2 separate regions of the Mus musculus genome follow, and region 1 is linked to region 2. Evidence: chromatin contacts called from ENCODE POLR2A ChIA-PET data. All regions are on one chromosome and are shown on one strand. Each heading gives the region's core, a stretch centred on a gene start or an enhancer-like site at or near the end of the contact. The rest is flanking DNA. Distances are from core to core; before and after follow the strand shown. Region 1 holds the start of Poldip3 (polymerase (DNA-directed), delta interacting protein 3). Region 2 holds the start of Serhl (serine hydrolase-like).

Evidence for each region. ChIA-PET counts read pairs that join two places held with the same protein, here RNA polymerase II (POLR2A).
Region 1: POLR2A ChIA-PET joins it to region 2 with 99 read pairs in embryonic stem cell. The contact joins the promoter of Poldip3 here to the promoter of Serhl in region 2. POLR2A ChIA-PET finds 5 or more read pairs at or near these places in 4 of 5 experiments (Patski and embryonic stem cell).

Annotation. Positions count from the first base shown.
Region 1 is chr15:83,148,091-83,151,243 of GRCm38, reverse strand. Poldip3 (polymerase (DNA-directed), delta interacting protein 3) reads left to right here and starts at 1,866. Exons shown (of 9, transcript NM_178627.4): 1 at 1,866-2,049. The coding sequence starts at 1,991. Rnu12 (RNA U12, small nuclear) reads right to left here and starts at 1,599; the gene lies at 1,450-1,599.
Region 2 is chr15:83,098,823-83,101,751 of GRCm38, reverse strand. It overlaps Serhl (serine hydrolase-like), which reads right to left and starts at 1,547. Exons shown (of 12, transcript NM_023475.3): 1 at 1,405-1,547; 2 at 1-108. The coding sequence starts at 1,408.

The DNA.
Region 1 (3,153 bases), core at 617-3,116, 49 kb before region 2:
TGGCCTGTTCCTATATTCTGCATAGCTCAACTTGGCCCCAGCAGTGAGGTTAAACCTTTACCCACCCTGGGATTCTCTTCCTCGTGTGCACGTAGAGGTACGAGTGTGTTGTATGCTGGTGTTCTCTACTTAAAGAGATCAAGTCTAGACCCACTCGCAGTTCTACCACCAGGACCAGGATGCTTCTCCAGTATCGGATGCTGAACCTTAGGGTTTTCCTGGATCCTGCCAAGCCTTCCATTGAACCCTGATGCTCTGTTTTGTTTTGTTTTTTAATGGCTGACCCGGTAGTGGACCTGTAGTTCAGGCCCTGGCAGCAGGGATGGGGTTCCAGTTGTAGAGTCTATGTCCTGAGAATGGGGGCAGTCCAGGTTGATCAAAGTCCCCACTTTGCCAAAGCCTCAGTCATAGGGCATTTCAAACTAGTAGCCTGGGATTCCTGAGCCAAGCTCGTGAATATTCTTGTGGGAAACTGATTCTTGTCTCTTAGGAAGGCCTTCCTTTCATAACATGTACATTTTTTTTAAATGTTCCATATGGCAGATAGTTTTTTTTTTTTTTTTAGATTTATTTTATTAATATATGTAAGTACACTGTAGCTGTCTTCAGACACTCCAGAAGAGGGAGTCAGATCTTGTTGCGGATGGTTGTGAGCCACCATGTGGTTGCTGGGATTTGAACTCTGGACCTGCGGAAGAGCAGTCGGGTGCTCTTACCCACTGAGCCATCTCACCAGCCCCAACATGTACATTTTCAAGGGAACATGAGAAACTGACCCAAGAGCATCATGTTTTTATTTTTGAAAAAATTATCTATTTTTATGTTTATGAGTGTTTTGCCTGTATACACATATATGTATGTATGTATGTATGTATGTATGTATGTATGTATATGTATGCAATAGCCTGGGAGGTCAAGAAGGCATTGAATCTCCTGGCACTGGAGTTACATGTGAACTTCCATGTGAGTGCTGAGAACCAAACCCAGGTAGATCCTTTGCAATATCAGCAAGTGCTCTTAGCCGCTCAGCGGACCAGCTTCTAGAAATTCTGTCTCAACAATGAGAAACTATCCCATAGGTCAAACACTAACATGTCAGTTAAGAGACCACCTTCATTTGCCTCATTTACACAGTCAGGAGGCAAACGGAAAGGTGACTAGTCTAGGCATCAGAAACTGAGCACGACCTTACAACGTAGACGACCTTACAACATGGGCAGTTATGTCCAGGCATGATCAATTGAAATTGAGGTACATAGCAGTAGGAGAACAACAGTCCCATCTTGTCTGAAAAACAGTAAGAGAGAGGCTGGAGAGGTGGGGCGCGCTCACGCTCACACACCAGGTAGGGCAAAGGCAGGCATCAACATACGACTTGCAACCACTAGCACCTGAGAGCAACCATTCAGAGGAGCTGCTAAGCTTTCTATTCTTGTAGAATTAGGGGGTCGGGCAGATCGCGTCACCCAGGCATCCCGCAAAGTAGGCGGGTCGCCTCAGATTGCAACCTATACCCGCTCAAAAATTCTTCTCACATAAGCAGTGAGGACTCGGGCGTCACCCCGAATCGTTATTTTCCTTACTCATAAGTTTAAGGCATGAGGAACGTGTCTACGTTCCTCAGGGGTAAGAAATTATATTCTCATTACAAGTATGGTGAGTGTCCGATCGGCTGTATGACTAAAAGACTTGTCCTCTTGATAATGCTTTTTAATGGTTTATGATCGATATAATTCTAATTCCTCATTAGCAAAAGGAGGAGGGGGGAGAGAGAGCCCATAAGGCTCCGGACTCCTCCATGCAAATTAGAAGCGAGCACCGCAAAGGCTCACGGGGAGAGAGGCTCCACCCCTTCCGTCTCGAGCTTTTCGTTTGAGCTGTCGCGAGAGTTGGCCGTCCGGGTTGCCGGAAGCCGCTCTTGACTCCGGCCGCGGGGCGGGCTCGCCGCAGTCGGCTTCTCCTCCGTTCTCCGCTAGCTGCGCGCCGCAAGATGGCCGATCTCTCGCTGGACGAGCTCATCCGGAAGCGCGGGACGGCGGCCAAGGGACGGTGAGCGGCCCTTTCCCTTTTCCTCGAGGCTCGTAGGGGCCTCGCTGCTTCTTGGGGTTCGGGGGCGGAGGAGGGAGCGGCTCCGGGGGGCGACGCCGCTTGCGCCCGCCCCCTGCGTCCGCCGCGCTCCTTATTGGCCCGGCCGCGCGGGCCCAGCTGCTGGTCGGTCCACTGGCTGCTGGGCCCGGGAGGCCCGGGAGGCCCGATCGCAGGCGAGCCGAGGGCTGGGCGGGCCAGGGCCTTGCTCCCCGGAGGATCGGGTCCGGGGGGACCACGGTGGCGCCGTCTCCGCTCGGCCTTTAGGTCCTGGGAGTTAAGAGGGCGGAAGTTGAGCGGAGGAGCCGCCAGCCCAGAGCTGTTTATGGCCAGTTCTGCTGGTTCTCCTATGCCACGGTGCTTAGCCCGACCCGTTTTAAGCAAAGAGCTCTTTCATAGGCGAGACGCCTTGTTCCTTTCACTGTGATATCTGTAATGGTTGTCTGATCGTTTTGTTTTCTCTTGAGGCCGGCTTTCACATAGCCGGAGCGAGCCTCGAACTCGCTGCGTCTCCGAGGCTGGCCTTAAAACGCCAAGAGTCTCCCTCCTCCTCCCGTTTCTCAAGGGCTGAGATGACAGGCCAGTTTGTTTCCGTTTTGAGAGCCGGCGTCCTCCATGTTATCCAGGAACTCCTGATCTCAAATCCATCCTCCTGCCTCAGTCTCTTGAGTAGCTGGTGCTCCAGGCGCTCCGCTGTTGCTTAACTATTTTATTCCGCATTTCACAAACGGGAAAGCTGGAGCCAGAGAGAAAGACTTTCCCAAGGCCACCGAGTGCCCCAACTGAGTTGGCCTCAGGCAAAGACAGACAAAACAGTTCCAAGAGGGTGGCATTGGCATTCATGGATGTATGCCCTGATGTCTTAAGTGAGACAGTCAGACTCAACATACTCTTAAACATCGATAGCCATTTCTAGCTTTTATAAATGTGCAGGTGAAAAAGTGGTTAAGTCGGCCCGTGGTCAGCAGGCATATAGATACACTGCTGTAGGTGTCAGGAACTGTTTTCCTGGGGCTGGAGAGATGGCTCAGCAGTTAAGACACCAACTGCTCTTCCAGAGGTCCTGAG
Region 2 (2,929 bases), core at 298-2,797:
TGTCCAGCCAGCCGTGTAAGCAGAGAACTGGAGGGTTCTTCTGGGAGCCCCAGACTTTGAGAGCAATGTGGCCCCAGGGCACAGCCAACTTCAACTCTGAGTGCAAACCTGCAAGGCAGATCTGGTCTGTCAACCCCTGCATCCAGGAATCCGGCACTTCCTAAGCCCCTATGAGTGCACCAAGAGGCACAGGCGCCTGAGCTACTGGCCTATGTCTAAGCTTTAGACAGACTGATTGCCAGATAACAGGGAAAGACAGCTTGGGTCCCCTGGATGAGAAAGATCTGAATAGGTTTTTCAGGATATAGCTCATTGGTTTTTAGGGCAGAACTGGAAGGAGTAGGTTGGGGGCTGCCGGCTTGAACCCTGACACTTGTGGGCTGTATGACCTTGGCTTGCCTAAAACCTCTCCATCTTCAGTTTCCCTTTCTGTTAAACAGGAGCAAATAGAGAATAATGCCTCATAACTATATGGGACCCATTCCAAGAGCCCCTGTAGATACCTGAAACTTCAAGCAGTAACAGACCCCATACACTGAATGCTACCTATAACAATAATTATACATGCCTGTTATCCCAGCCCTTAAAAGGTAGACATGGATAGACGATAAAACATTGTCTCATAAAACTTCAAATCAACAAAATAAAACAAATATACTACAATTTGTGCAGCACTGACTCTAAAATATTATTATGAGAACCAAGTGTATTAATCACACCTATAAGCCTAGCCTAGTCCTGAGGAGGTAGAGGCAGGAGGATTTCGGCCACTTAAGGATAGGCTGGTCTAGGGAGTTCCAAGCCAGCTAAAGCTACATACAGTAAAATGGCTGAGGGTTTTAAGACACTACTCAGAGTACCATGCTGCTCAAAACTGGTCTGTGCCCTCACATTTTGGACCTTAGGAAACTGAACCCTTGGAAATCGAAACTGGGAGATCACCGTGGCCAGCTTTTCCTATACCTTCGGAGCCGATGCCAGACACTTTATACTCTATCTATCTATCTATCTATCTATCTATACACCGTGAGTTGGAGAGTTGGGCCACTGCTGTTCTCAGTGCACAGATCACGAAACTGAGGCACAGGAAAGGGAGAAGGGGAGGAAGGAGAGGGGGAGAGAGTCAGCTTGACTCCAGGGCTCCATCTGGGCCTCTTCAAGTCAGATGTGCTCCAGAGCTGACCTTCTGCTGCTGTTGGACCCAAAGAGCAACCCCAAATAGCAGCCTAGGACTCAGCGGCCATCAGGAGCCCCGAGTCTGGCTCTGCTAGATCCCAGTGCTGCCCACTGAGCCTGGGAGAGGGCGATGAGCGTCCACTCCACCAGCTCAAGTAAGCGAGTGGGAGCACTCGTCGGCCTCCCCCTTCCCACTCCAATCTAAGGGGCCCTGAGGGACATTTTCACCCATTGCTCTGGTCGGTGAGGCTGTCACTCCTCGCTGAGGAGGTCACAGGAACTGGAAGGACTCAGAAGCTCACGCCCCGCCTCTTGCGTCCCGCTCAGGACTTTCCCTCCAGGTCCTTCCCGTCCCCACCGGCTTCCGTCTCCTTAGCCCCAGTTTTAGCGCCAGCCCCGCCCCTTCAAGCGACACCGCCCACCGAGGCCCCGCCTTCCTGCGGCCGGCCCGGGACTTTCAGGAGGATCTCAGGGCTGCTCAACTCCTGGCACATTGCTGTGCTGCTACGGTGGGATGGTGTCAGAGCTAGCAGAGAAGTAAGTCTCTGGAGGACAAGCTTTGACAGGCTCAATACCTGGGCATCCCCGCATGATTACCACGAGCTAGACAAGGCCCCGGTGGCCCCACAGTGAGGAAAGCTCCCTCGAGGATCCTCTCTGATTCCCACAGAAATGAGACGACTGTTTCACAGTGTTTCATGCCTCCCCACCGTGTCCCCACGGTGGCTGCGGTCCCTCAGCAGTGCCTGGCGCTATCCAGCTTTGATAATTGATTGCACGGCCTGAATGAATAAATGAATGTATAAAGCGAGGGCTCTGGCAGAAACCATCCCCAGGCAAGGAAGGACTGAAAACAGTTTCAGTCCCGAGAAGAACTCAGAGTCAGACTGTGGGCACGGGGTGCATTCAGGAGGCTGGGAAAGGCCTGTGGGTTTTTGGAGGCCAGCCTGGAATACACTGCAGGACTCTCCAATGACCAAAACTCATCCTAAAGCTAACCCTAGCAATCCAATCACAAACATTCCTAAAATGGACACATACAAGCACTACCTTTTAAATTAAAAGCAGAAATCTTGAGCTTTTAAATTTACCAGGTGGGCTCTCTGGAACAGCGGGAGATATTCCCTATCATTGTTGTAGCTGGCGAACCACAGACCTGGGCACTGAGCGGAATCAGTGTGGTGAGTTCCCCAAAGGGGTGACAGGGCAAACCCTGAGCATCACAGGCTGTAGTAAGGGGAGGGAGGGGAGGCTGGGCAGAGCCACTGTGGAGAGAAATTTGAGGCTGAAAAATAGGCCAACGTAGATGAGGGGCTGGAAAATGGGGCCGCCTGGTTGTGACAGGACTTTTCTGAGTGGTTTCACTCAGAGGTTAGGAGCTGGGAACACACCACGCTTTTCTGTTCTATTCTTTGGTTTTTGGAGACAGGGTTCGAACTCACTCCATAGCTGAGGGTGACCTTGAATTGAGCCGCCTCCCTCCCTCTCCAGAACACTGGGGTTGCACGCCTGGTTTATGCACTGCTGGGGGTCAAACACGTGGATGCATGCATGCCAGGCAAACATTCTACCAACTGAGCTACATCCCCAGCCCTTTGAGAACACTTCTGTTGGGTCCAATCAGTGGCATCTATCGGTGGAGAACACACTTTGATTCTCGATAGATAAGGGTCTTCACTGAGTTCTGTCGGAGTACAGTCACTCAGAGCCACTGGGAACAAGACACCTACCAGGAAGCCTGGGACCTTTCCCA